Regions from separate parts of the Mus musculus genome. Here region 2 is linked to region 1. The links are chromatin loops, found by intact Hi-C in ENCODE. Cell type or tissue: heart. All regions are shown on one strand. Links, peaks and the distances in the headings refer to the core of each region. The heading gives the core; the rest is flanking DNA.

Region 1 (5,800 bases), core at 351-5,350:
GTGTGCATGTGTGTCTATCTCTGTCTCTGTCTCTGTCTCTTTCTCTGTCTTGGTTTGTCTCTCTCACACATACAAACATTTTTAAAATGTAACTTAAAAATAGCTTATTGATCTGGAGTTGGAAAGAGGGGTTAACAGGAGTCTTAAGAGGGCAAGAGAGGAGCCGGGCGGTGGTGGCTCACACCTTTAATCCCAGCACTTGGGAGGCAGAGGTAGGCGGATTTCTGAGTTCGAGGCCAGCCTGGTCTACAAAGTAAGTTCCAGGACAGCCAGGGCTATACAGAGAAACCCTGTCTTGGAAAAAAAAAAAAAAAAAAAAAAAAAAAAAAAAAAAAAAAAAAAAGAGGGCAAGAAGAGAGGAGGCTGGAGAGATGGCTCGGTGATTAAGAGCTCCGACTGCTCTTCCAGAGGTCCTGAGTTCAATTCCCAGCAACCACATGGTGACTCACAACCATCTGTAATGGGATCTGATGCCCTCTTCTGGTGTGTCTGAAGACAGCTATAATTGTACTCGTGTACATAAAATAAATAAATAAATCTTTAAAAAAAAAAACTAAAAAGAGGGCAGGAGAGGGTAATGAATATGACCCAAATATAATATACACATGCATGTACAGGTCACAATGAGACCCAATGTAATGTATAGATAATATATGCTTAGTGAAAAACATTTTTTGAGACAGGGTCTCACTGGATAGCTCAAGCTGTCCTGGAACTCACTCTATAGACCAGGCTGGCCTCGAACTCACAGAGATCTGCCTGCCTCTGCCTTCAGAGTGCTGGTATTAAAAAGTGTGCACCACCACTGCCCAGTATAAAAAAAAACACTTAAAAAATAATTTATTAAGCGAAATGTGATACATGGAGTCCTGGGTCCGATCCCTAACACCACATAAACAGTATGTACTGGGTAGGCTCAGCCAGGAGGATCAGCTGGACAAAACAGGCATAGCCTGTGCATGGGGGAGGGGGAGGGAGAGAAAAAGAAACGTTTTGAATTCCTACGTGTGCCCAGCAGCTTTGTTCAGTGAGTCAGCTCTCATTTCTCCAAACAAACATGAAGCACTTAAAATTTTTTCACATGCATTCTTGTGTGTGTGTGTGTGTGTGTGTGTGTGTGTGTGTGTGCAGGTGCTATGGCAGCCATGTGGAGGTCAGAGGTCAACTTGCAGGAGTTACTTCTTCCATCATCTGAGTTCTCAGGGTTCAAACTCAGGTCATCAGACTTGGTGGCATCCGGGTTACAAGTACCTTTGCCCACTGAGCAATCCTGGCAGCCCCACACAGTATTTTGAAACCTGCTGCACTTCACCCATGATTTGGGTAGAGTTGGGAGGGCACAAGACTACCTCAAAAATAATTTTACCTTAATAAAGTTCAGATGCTCCAAGATGAAGATTTATGCACTTTTCCATCTGTCTCTGCCACTTTTTCCAAACACTCCAAAACAAGTTGTTTTTCCTGACATGTTACCCTGGCTCTGGCCACCAGGGCAGTAGAAACAGAATTGATGGCAGGTGTGTGTGTGTGTGTGAGAGAGAGAGGTTGGAATTGTCTTGATCCTGAATATGACACTTGCTCTGGGTATGTGCATGTGTGTACACATGATTGATTGATTGATTGATTGGGACACTCTCCGGAAGTTTGATTGCCTGCAATACTTTTCTCTATCTATTGTGACTTACTGCACTGTCATTTAGTTATCGTTTAGCTTGTTTATATGGTGATTTCCAAGTCCTCAGTGTTGAGTGGAGGTTCTGATCCTGGGACACTGGTCGTTATACACAACTTCAAATCTGGCCTCCTTGCTTTGTATTCTCGGTGTCCCTCGTGTCCCCACATACCTCTATCCTTGTCCCAGCCATCTGCTTCCCAGATGGTCCAGCCTCGGGTCGGCTTCCCTTTCCCAGTTGGTCCAGCCTCAGGCCTGTCTGATGGCCCAAGCTCACATTCTAGGCCACTGGCCTCCAGCCCCCGCCCATCCCGACAACTCTCTTCCAGAATCACAGCAACTCCGACGTGGTCTCCATCATCTGCAACCTGAGGCTGGCCCCCAGCCAGGAGACCAGCTTCTACCTGGTGGGAAACCTGTGGCTGACATCTCTGAAAGCAGTAAGTTAGACCCTCAGCAGGACTGGAAGGAAGGGAGGAGGTGGCTGTGGGGGGAGTCTCCAACCTGGGGCTGCCTGAGAGGGAACAGAGGCTCCCAGAGCCGGCTCTGAAGAAGGCCCTGGTCTTACAGCTCAAGTACAGGTCTCTGAAGATCACAGTCAACGCCGCCTTGCAGAGGCAGTTCCACAGCCCCTTCATCTTCCGAGAGGAAGACCCTAGCCGCCAGGTGAGCTCCAGGGAGTCCAAAACCGGGAGGGGGGGAATGGGGGGGGACGACAGGTGTAGCATTCAGGAAATGCTAGGATGTAATCCTAGCATTCAGGAAATGAAGACAAATCCTTGGTCTTTTTCACTAGCTAGCCTAGCTCCAGGTCAGTGAAAGACTATCAAAAGAAAAAAAAAAAAAGCACTCGTGCAAACACACACACATACATATACACACCACACACACACACACACACGCAGAGCAGACTGGCAAGAGACCAGACTCAAGCATTGGCGTGGTACCTCAGCGTGCTAGGCTCTGTGCTGTGGGAAAAAATAAAGAGACGCCTGTGTGTCTCACAGAGTTTCACACAGAGGATACTGAGACCACACACCCACACCCATGAACCTAAAGGGTGGCTCCCTGATTGGCTGCCCCACAGTGAAGTTGTCTTGGGCTTGCTGGTGGAGCCTGAACTTGCATCCCTCCCTTGCCTAGAGACTCAGCTCTAAAGGAGTGCAAGCAGCAATGGGTGTGGTAAGGGTGAGGGCAGGATTTAGAGGGCTCCGTGCTGGGCTCTTTTTTAACTAGACAAAACCACATAGGCCAGCATTACCTTGACTTCCAGACAGAGAAAAAGAGGTGAGGCTTTGAGAGATAGCTACTGTCCTAAACAAGTCGGGTCTTAGAGAACAATTAGGGCTTGTGTAAACGGGGCAGCTGGGAGTAGGGCTTTGCTGCCCCCTACTGTTCATATCTCAGAAGTGCTGGTTGAGCTGTAGGCTCTGGCCACTCACCTATACACCTCAGGAGATGCTGGGTTAAACAAACAGGCATAAAGGAGAAGAGGGGAAAAAGGCAGGCTTGGCAAAGGGACACCATCAGGCTGTTTCGGTAATTGCACCCTTCCAGGCATAGAACATCACGGGTCAAGGCCCAGAAGCAGTTCTCAGGGATTCTCCTAAGAACTGTGGTAACTGAGGGTTAGCCCCACATCCTGGTGGTCTGTCCCACCCTGGGGCCCCAGCCTAAGCCTTGAATCTCCTGACACCTCTGCCCCTCTGAGGGAAAGGGCACCAGCTACCTCCTTTCAACCATGTGTTTCTTCATTCTGCATGGGATGGGGGTCCATCCCTTTCCCCAGCCCCCAGCCTGGGCGGCAGATTCATAAGCAGTTGAACACAGTAGTAACCAAGCATGGGAGAAGTCAGGAAGTGCGGCCATGCTGAGGGAAGCAGATGGACAGAGTGGCCAGGGAGCCGTTTCTGGAGATGGCCCTGGGTAGTAATTCTTCAAAGATGTGTCAAGTGTCAGGAAGCCCCTCCCCCGTTAACCATCCCTCCCCCCCCCCCATGAGTATCTCTGTTTTGTTTAGTTTTCTAGTTTTTGAGACAGGGTTTCTGTATAGCCTTGGCTGTCCCAGAACTCACTCTGTAGACCAGGATGGTCTCAAACTCAGGGATCCTCCTGCCTCTGTCTCCCCAGTGCTGGGAATAAAGGCATGCGCCACCACCACCACCTGGTTATCTCTTAGGTGAACTTTCTTCCTAGCCCAAGATGCCCTCAAAAAAAAAAAAATCCTATTGTACTGAGCGTGTCACTTGTAGTAGGTTATATAGTGCCCAGCATGGCTAGGTCAGTGGGCAAGGAAGGCAGCACAAAGGCCCACCCAGCCTTTGGGGATGAAGCAGAAACCATGGAAGGGTTGAGCCCTGTGCACACGCAAGCAGACCCACCGCACACCTCGAAGGCTTAACCCCTGCCTCTGTCTCAGAGGGAAAGCTGAGACTGTGTGAGGTGAGGCCTGAGTAGTGACCTGCCCAGAGTTGCCTAGGGAGTAATGTGAATGGTCCACCACCCAGCTAGCTGCTGTGGCTGTTTCTGCCTCACTCCATGCTCTGGAGACAGAGCAGGGGGCCAAGCTGAGAAGCCCCACTCAACTCAGGCCACCCCTGGCAGTGTTCTGTTTTGTTTTCTGGCTTCTTTCCCAGAAAGAAATCCGCACTCAAGAGTGAAATTCAGATGGAGTGAACACAGTTTGCTCAGTTGAGTTCCACACAGGGAGGTTGGGGAGCACGTGTAGGTATCTGGGGGAGTCGGTCACTCAAGGGCAGAGAGAACAGCCCCGTGGTAGCACGGAAAGCGGGAGCAGAGTGAGGGGCAGCGGATGCGGTCAGCAAGGCGAGAAGGACCACTGCCCTCCAAATGCCATGAGAAGATGTGATGTTCTGAGCAGGGACCGCCGCTCTGTCATCCGAGGGAAAGTGTTCCTCATACTGCAAGCTGAGGACAGGCGGTGGGGGTGAGACTGAGGTAGGGAGGCTGATGCAGACTCCAGCAAAAGATGACAGGACCAGAGCCAGGAGGCAGGAGGGCTGGCCACGTTCTAGGGGTTTCTGGAGTAGAATGAGATGGTTTGCTGATGGGCGCCATTGGATGTAAAAGGATGGCAAGCTGGCATAAAGAGTGTCACCACGGGCTGCTAAGGAAGCCGTGGTGGAAACAGGTCTGGAGGTGAGGGGGTCACAGTCAGGTGAACAGCTGGATGATCCAGAACCTGGAGTGCAGAGGAAGACAGAAGTGAGAGCGAGGTCGAGAGCATAGTGAAGGCCACCTGGTGGGGCACGTTCACGGGGTCACGAGTGGGTCCCACAGCACCGAGGTCATCCTTCATTTGGAAAGAAAAAAGTCTGAAGAGGAACAGAAATAACCCAGGCTGAACTATGGTTTTTTGTTTGTTTGTTTGTTTTTTGTTTTTTTGTTGTTTGTTTGTTTTGTTTTGTTTTGTTGTTGTTTTTTGTTTTTTGTTTTTTTTGGTTTTTCAAGACAGGGTTTCTCTGTAGCCCTGGCTGTCCTGGACCTCACTTTGTAGACCAGGCTGGCCTCGAACTCAGAAATCTGCCTGCCTCTGCCTCTCAAGTGTTGGGATTAAAGGCGTGTGCCACCACGCCCAGCTATTTATTTTCTTTTTAAAAAACATTTATTTTATTGTTTAAAAATGTGTGTGTGTGTACACACATGTGGGAAGGTGCTTGCAGAAGTTAGAAGAGGGTATCAGATGCCCTGGAGCTGGAGATACAAGTGCCTATGACCTGCCCAAAGCGGGTCCTAGGCAGTACGCACACCATCTCTCCAGCCTCCTGTCTCCTTTTCTTTCTCTCTCTCCTCTCTCCTCACCCCTCTATCCTCTACCCTCTCCTCTTTCTCTCTCTCATCTCTCTCTCATCTCTCTCTCATCTCTCTCTCATCTCTCTCTCTCTCTCTCTCTCTCTCTCATCTCTCTCTCTCTCCCTTTCTTTCTGAATCAGGTTTTTTTGTAGTCCTAGCTGTCTTGGAATTCACTATATTTTGTTTTGTTTTTGTTTTGTTTTTGAGTCAGTTTCTTTGTAGTCCTGGCTATCCTGGAATTCACTATGTAAACACCACACTGGCCTAGAGCCCACAGATGTACCTGCCTCTACTCCCAAGTGCTGGGGTTAAAGT
Region 2 (5,800 bases), core at 572-5,571, 160 kb before region 1:
TGCTGAGAACCAAACCCAGGTCTTCTGCAAGAGGAGTGAGTGTTCTAGCTCCAAGACTTCCCTTTTTTCCTAATTATGTGTATGAAGGTGTGTGTGTGTGTGTGTGTGTGTGTGTGTGTGTGTGTGTGTGTCTGTCTGTCTGTCTGTCTATGCACATGAGCACAGTTGCCCAAAGAAGCCAGACAAGGGCATCAGATCCCTTGTCGTCTGAGTTATAGAAAGTCATAAGGCCACTGTGGACTGCCACATGTGAGTGCTCAGAAACAAACCAGGGTCTCTACTGTAAGAGCTCCCTCCTAGCTGCTGAACCATCTCTCCAGCCATGTTCTTGACAGCTTGGCCAGTTATGAGTATTCCAGAGTAATCACCTTCAAATAAACAACTCAACAAAACCTCTGACCAAGATTGAACTGCCTTTCTTTATCCCTTCATCCATTGATGGAATTAGAGCTATCTCTTACCTCGGCCAGCGTGAACACCGCTGTCATGAACATGCAAGTACAGGTGTACCTTTAACCTTGATTCTGAGTTGGTTTTTATTTTACTCATTAGTCATGAACTGTCCAAATGGCCACTTAGCTCATTTACACTTCTTTCCATATGGTAGTACTAGACATATGCCCATGCACACACACACACACACACACACACACACACACACACACACACACACACACACAGAGGGGAGGAGCTAGGCCTGAAGATGGAGGATGAGGGGACCATGAGCACCCGTGGGAGTATCGTGACTTACTTCATTTTAGTAATCTTTCATACTTTGATGAGGCACACATACTTTATCCTTAGCCGAGAGGGGCTGTCCCTGCCTCAAGAACTGTCCCTGAGTTAGGGCCTGAAGAGTGTGAGCCGAGGCTGGAAGGAGAATGTTTCACAGCCAGAAGTGGAGTGTGCAAGACATGAGCTGCCATTTTCTGAAGGACTCCTTGTGTTGCTCTGGTTTTCTCAGAGTCTGGGCAAGTACACCATTTAATCAATGCATGGGTGGGTCACCTAGGAGAGTGGAAGTTCGCCTAAGCATTTACTACTGCCAAGCTTGTAGTCAAGGTCCTCCAAGCTCTGGACCTCAGAGAGGATCCCATGTTTCACAGCACCACTAATTTCTAGCCCCTTGCTTGAAGGCTGGGGAACCTCATACTCTATTTGACCATCTTGACTGTCCTCTGTGGGAATCCTATCTGCTGGAAGCTAGGGGCTTCTAAGATGCCCAAAAGGAGGTAGCTTCCAAGGGCATCCCTTCTATCCCTGTAACTGTTCCTTTGGCCACTTTATTGGGTTCTTTTATCTACCGCCCTTCCCCACCCCAGTCCCTTCCAACCCCAACACTAGGTGGGCAAGAAGGAAGGTTAGAGGGAAAAGGGGGTGAAGAGTCCTTTAGACTACTTCCTGCTGATTGGGGGCAAGAACAATCTTCATCGGTGTATCTCTCCAACCAGCAATCCAGCAAACAGCAACACAGCAAACGCAACAGCAGGCACCAGCAGCAGCGGAGAGCAGCAGCAGTGGGAAGAGCAGCTGCTGTCCCCTCTAGGACTCTGGCATTTTGATACTCCCTCAAGAGTCCCCAGAATTCCAAATGTAAACTATCTTCAGCTGGCAGAATGACACCTCTGCCAGAGCAGGAGACAAATCATAGTCAGTTGCTGTAGACAATCTGAAGCAGCCCTATATCCCACATCTGGGATAAAACAAAAACATATTCACATAATATAACTAGGTTTGTTTGTTTGTTTGTTTGTTTTTCCAGAAACTGAAATTCTCACTACACATCCCTGTAACCACACCTGAGAAGTGGCCAGAGCTCACCTTTGTCAGAGTGGAGAGATGTGGATAGGAAAAGTGATAAACAAGTCCCTCCCATCCTCCTGGCACTTCCACGTGGCAGAAGCGACCACGGCTCCCACTCTGCTGTGTCTGAGTGTGACCAGGTGCCCAGCATTCTCTGTTGACTTCTGTAGTTGCTGCTAAGTGCTGCTTAGACTCAGTGAAGGACCATCCTTGGATGGGGTGTTTTGTGACCCTCCCTTGTCAGTAACAGAGACCCGGGCATGATGCCAGGGTCAGGGTCAGTGTTCCTGACCTCTTGCTAAGGTCTCCTGTGGCTCTGAGCTCTCTGTTTGTCCCAGCCATGAGGGACCACAGGCTGTGATGTCAGGCCTGGCAAAGGCTTTCCCAAGCATTCCTTTCAGCCAACCAACACCACATATGATTGAGCCTTCGGGGAAAAGACCTGAGGAAGAGCTTCAAGAACAGTCGAAAGGACATGAGGAAGGCGATCCGGTGCTGACAGCACTGTGTGAGTGATGGAGGGGCCACGTGAAATGGGTGGATCACCGCTCCAGACAGACTGACCACAGATGAAATCCCAGCTCCCTGCAGTTTCCTGCAGTGTGACCTCAGATGGCTTGCAAACCTTTCCAAGGTCAACCCCCACCCCGAATTTTGTGTGCATGTATGCATGTGTGTTCATTTGTGCTGATAAATGTGTGTATGCCTGGAGAGGTCAGAGGTCAATCTCTGGTGTAGTTCCTCGGGTGTCCTTACTTGTTCTTTCTTTCTTTCTTTCTTCCTTCCTTCCTTCCTTCCTTCCTTTCTTCCTTCCTTTCTTTCTTTCTTTCTTTCTTTCTTTCTTTCTTTCTTTCAGACAAAGCTTCTTTGTTGAGGCTGGCGGGCCATTGAGTCTCAGGATCCCTCTATCTTCTCTCCCCAGTTCCAGATGCAGCATGCTCCACCACATGTGGATTTGTGTGTGGTTTCTGAGCATTGGACTTGGGTCCTCCTGCTTATGCTTTGCTGACCAAGCTGTATCTCCGGGCACACTTTGTCACTTTGTCACCCACACCTTGTGATTGCAACTCTCCACAATAGATAATTGTGAGGGTTAAGGCAGACAAGTGCCAGTCTGTAAATTGGGTTTTTTTTTTTTCTGGTCTGCAAAGAGACCACAACAGTATGCAGCCCCCTTAGAGTCTTTTGGGAATGCTAGAAATCCAAGCATGCTCAAGTGGACATGCTGCATTAAATAGGTCTCAGCCAAAAGATTGGACTGTAAGTGGATTTTAAAACCAGCCAATCAAACAACAACAAAGAAACCAGCCCCATTGCCACCAAGGGTTTGGGAAGCACTGCTGGGAAGAATTCTGCTCTATTGGATCAGCTCCTAGGGATACTGGGGTTATCTCTCACCTTTATCTTTTGTGATGTTTCCTCCACACCTGGTGCTTTCAGCAAGATGATCAATGCTGATTCGAACCTTCAGCTTAGTCCCTCCCCTTGGCCTCTCTGCCTCCTGTAGAGCCTGCTTCTTACCACTAGACGGCAGCAGCTCCGCACTTCCGTATTCCAGCCCTCCCTACCAGCTCAGCCCTCCCTCCCACCCGTCCTCCCTCCTGCCCCTCCTACCCTTATTTTTGTTTGAGAAATGTTCGAGTTATCGAAATTTAGCAGTGTAGAGTGCGGCACATACCCTTCCCGAAGCCGCCACTATGTGCTTTCCTGCATCTATGCCAAGGAAGGAGCCCGGACTGTTTATCACCAGAAATCCATGCCTATCAGGGTGGCACTAGCTTTCTTCTAATGCCCCTTTTCTATCCTGGCACCCCATCCAGGATGCCTAGTCACATTGTTACTGTGCCCTGGTAGCCCTCTGTGGACATATTTAAAGCAGACCCCACCAAGGACTTTCTCTCTGCAGGAACCTCAGTGGCTCCACACTGGAAGCTCTGCTCCTGTCATGCTCTGTCCCATGCTATTTTAAACTCTTCATTTCCTGTATGCTCTACCCACCTGATACAGGTGTCTTCTGAAACGATCAGAGCTCGAGGCTGTCTGTCCTTATCAGGGTCTGAAAATGTTTCTCTCCATCCCTTCTGTTCTGGCTCACCTATTTCTGATCATTTCTGTAGTGCACTCCCAGTTAATTGTGGATGTCTTTACTTAGCATCCACTCTGTTCAGCTGCCCTGTCTTTCTCCCCACTAGATACCAGCCTCCAAGACTATAGCTCTGTGGCCTTGCAAACAGGAGGCATCCAGTTATGGCACATCAAGTGAGTATTTGATTGTTCTGACTCTTTTTTTTTTTTAACCTATTCATTGGACTAAATATACCCTAGTGTACTAGCTAGTTTTGTGTCAACTTGACACAGGCTGGAGTTATCACAGAGAAAGGAGCTTCAGTTGAGGAAATGCCTCCATGAGATCCAGCTGTAAGGCATTTTCTCAATTAGTGATCAAGGGGGAGGGCCCCTTGTGGGTGGTACCATTCCTGGGCTGGTAGTCTTGGGTTCTATAAGAGAGCAGGCTGAGCAAGCCAGGGGAGGCAAGCCAGTAAAGAGCATTCCTCCATGGCCTGTGCATCAGCTCCTGCTTCCTGACCTGCTTGAGTTCCAGTCCTGACTTCTTTTGGTGATGAACAGCAGTATGGAAGTGTAAGCTGAATAAACCCTTTCCTCCCCAACTGCTTCTTGGTCATGATGTTTTGTCCAGGAATAGAAACCCTGACTAAGACACCTAGCAATATACCCTAGTAGATATATCCAACCTCTTCTTTAAATTACATTGTGTGTGTTGGAGTGGTAGTATTGTCAAGGTATGTGTGTGTGTGTGTGTGTGTGAGAGAGAGAGAGAGAGAGAGAGAGAGAGAGAGAGAGAGAGAGAGAGGACAAACTGGGAGTCAGTTATCTCCTTTTCCCATGTGGGTTCTGGGGATCAAATTCACGTTTGCAGGTATGTCTCCGCGTACCTTTGCCAGTTAAGCCACCTCACCAGCCCTGTATCCAACCTTTTGACTTTGTGACATGACTTTGTCACCTATAGATTTCACACTTGAGAACCTTGCAATCAGGTTACCAAAACAAAAACAAATAGACCAAAACTCTCCTAATGTTTCAGATACGTTTGCAGTTCTGTTGGGATGCATTCATCCCTGGGTTTGTAAAGCCTACAGACCTTGGGCTGGCAGAGCTGGCAGAGTTAAGGTGAGCCCTGCGTGCATGCAGAACATGCTATATCACACACACACTACACACTGGTGATATCACTGTCCCGGCTGCAGATGTATTTGTACCCATCCCCTCTGTTCAGAGGCAGATGCAAAGTTCTATAGCTTTAAAAGGACTCAGGGCCCTGTGGTAATAGCTCAATCTATTCAATGTTTGCTGCCCAGGTGGTGAGGACCTGAGTTCAGTTCCCAGAACCGATGTAACCAAAAGCTAAGCACAACAGTGTAATTAATCCCTCTATTGAGAGAGCAGAGACAGGTGGATCCCGACGTTCACTGGCCGGCCAGCCTCCCCTAATCCATGAGCGCCAGACCAATGAAAGACCCAGTCTCAAAATAAGACGGATGGCTCCTGAGAACTAACCTCTGAGGTTGTCCTCTGGCCCCATGCACATGTGCATCAAATTGGGGGCAACACACACACACACACACACACACACACACACACACAGAGAGAGAGAGAGAGAGAGAGAGAGAGAGAGAATTTTTTAAAAAGAGCCCAGAAAAGAGGCATGGGGCTGGAGCTGGGATTTGCCCAGTGACAAATCTTAATCTGTGAGACTTCAGCCAGTTGCGGAGGAGGTGTTTAGGAAAAGCCCTTCTCTGTTGGGTGCTTCTGGAGTCGTGCCTGTCTGCCTATGACGAGAGTGCCAACCACAATGTCCTCGAACACATATTAATACAGTGACAATTGTCTCTAGAATGAAGTCACCCAGACAAGGCAGGGACTGGCAGATGGCCCTTTTTGGTCAGACATGGCAGGCAGGGCTTCCAGCCACACAGGC

The links. Peaks named below come from ENCODE experiments on the same cell type or tissue, not always from the same donor. Only the 100,000 strongest peaks of a DNase experiment are listed, where the experiment ranks them.
Region 2: it touches region 1 in a loop (2.9-fold over the local background); 11 of 42 quality-filtered maps call a loop at or near these places.

What each region holds. Positions count from the first base shown.
Region 1 is chr9:62,774,612-62,780,411 of GRCm38, forward strand. Itga11 (integrin alpha 11) reads left to right here. Exons shown (of 30, transcript NM_176922.5): 27 at 2,002-2,112; 28 at 2,243-2,338. Among named protein-coding and RNA genes, the nearest start is that of Fem1b, 34 kb to the right of the region's middle. In heart, for the core only: a CTCF peak has its summit at 3,066 (motif pointing left); a DNase peak (open chromatin) is centred at 3,100; H3K27ac peaks cover 268 bases.
Region 2 is chr9:62,618,993-62,624,792 of GRCm38, forward strand. No RefSeq gene overlaps it. Among named protein-coding and RNA genes, the nearest start is that of Gm39353, 28 kb to the right of the region's middle. In heart, for the core only: a CTCF peak has its summit at 3,321 (motif pointing right); no DNase peak of the experiment used is centred there; H3K27ac peaks cover 249 bases.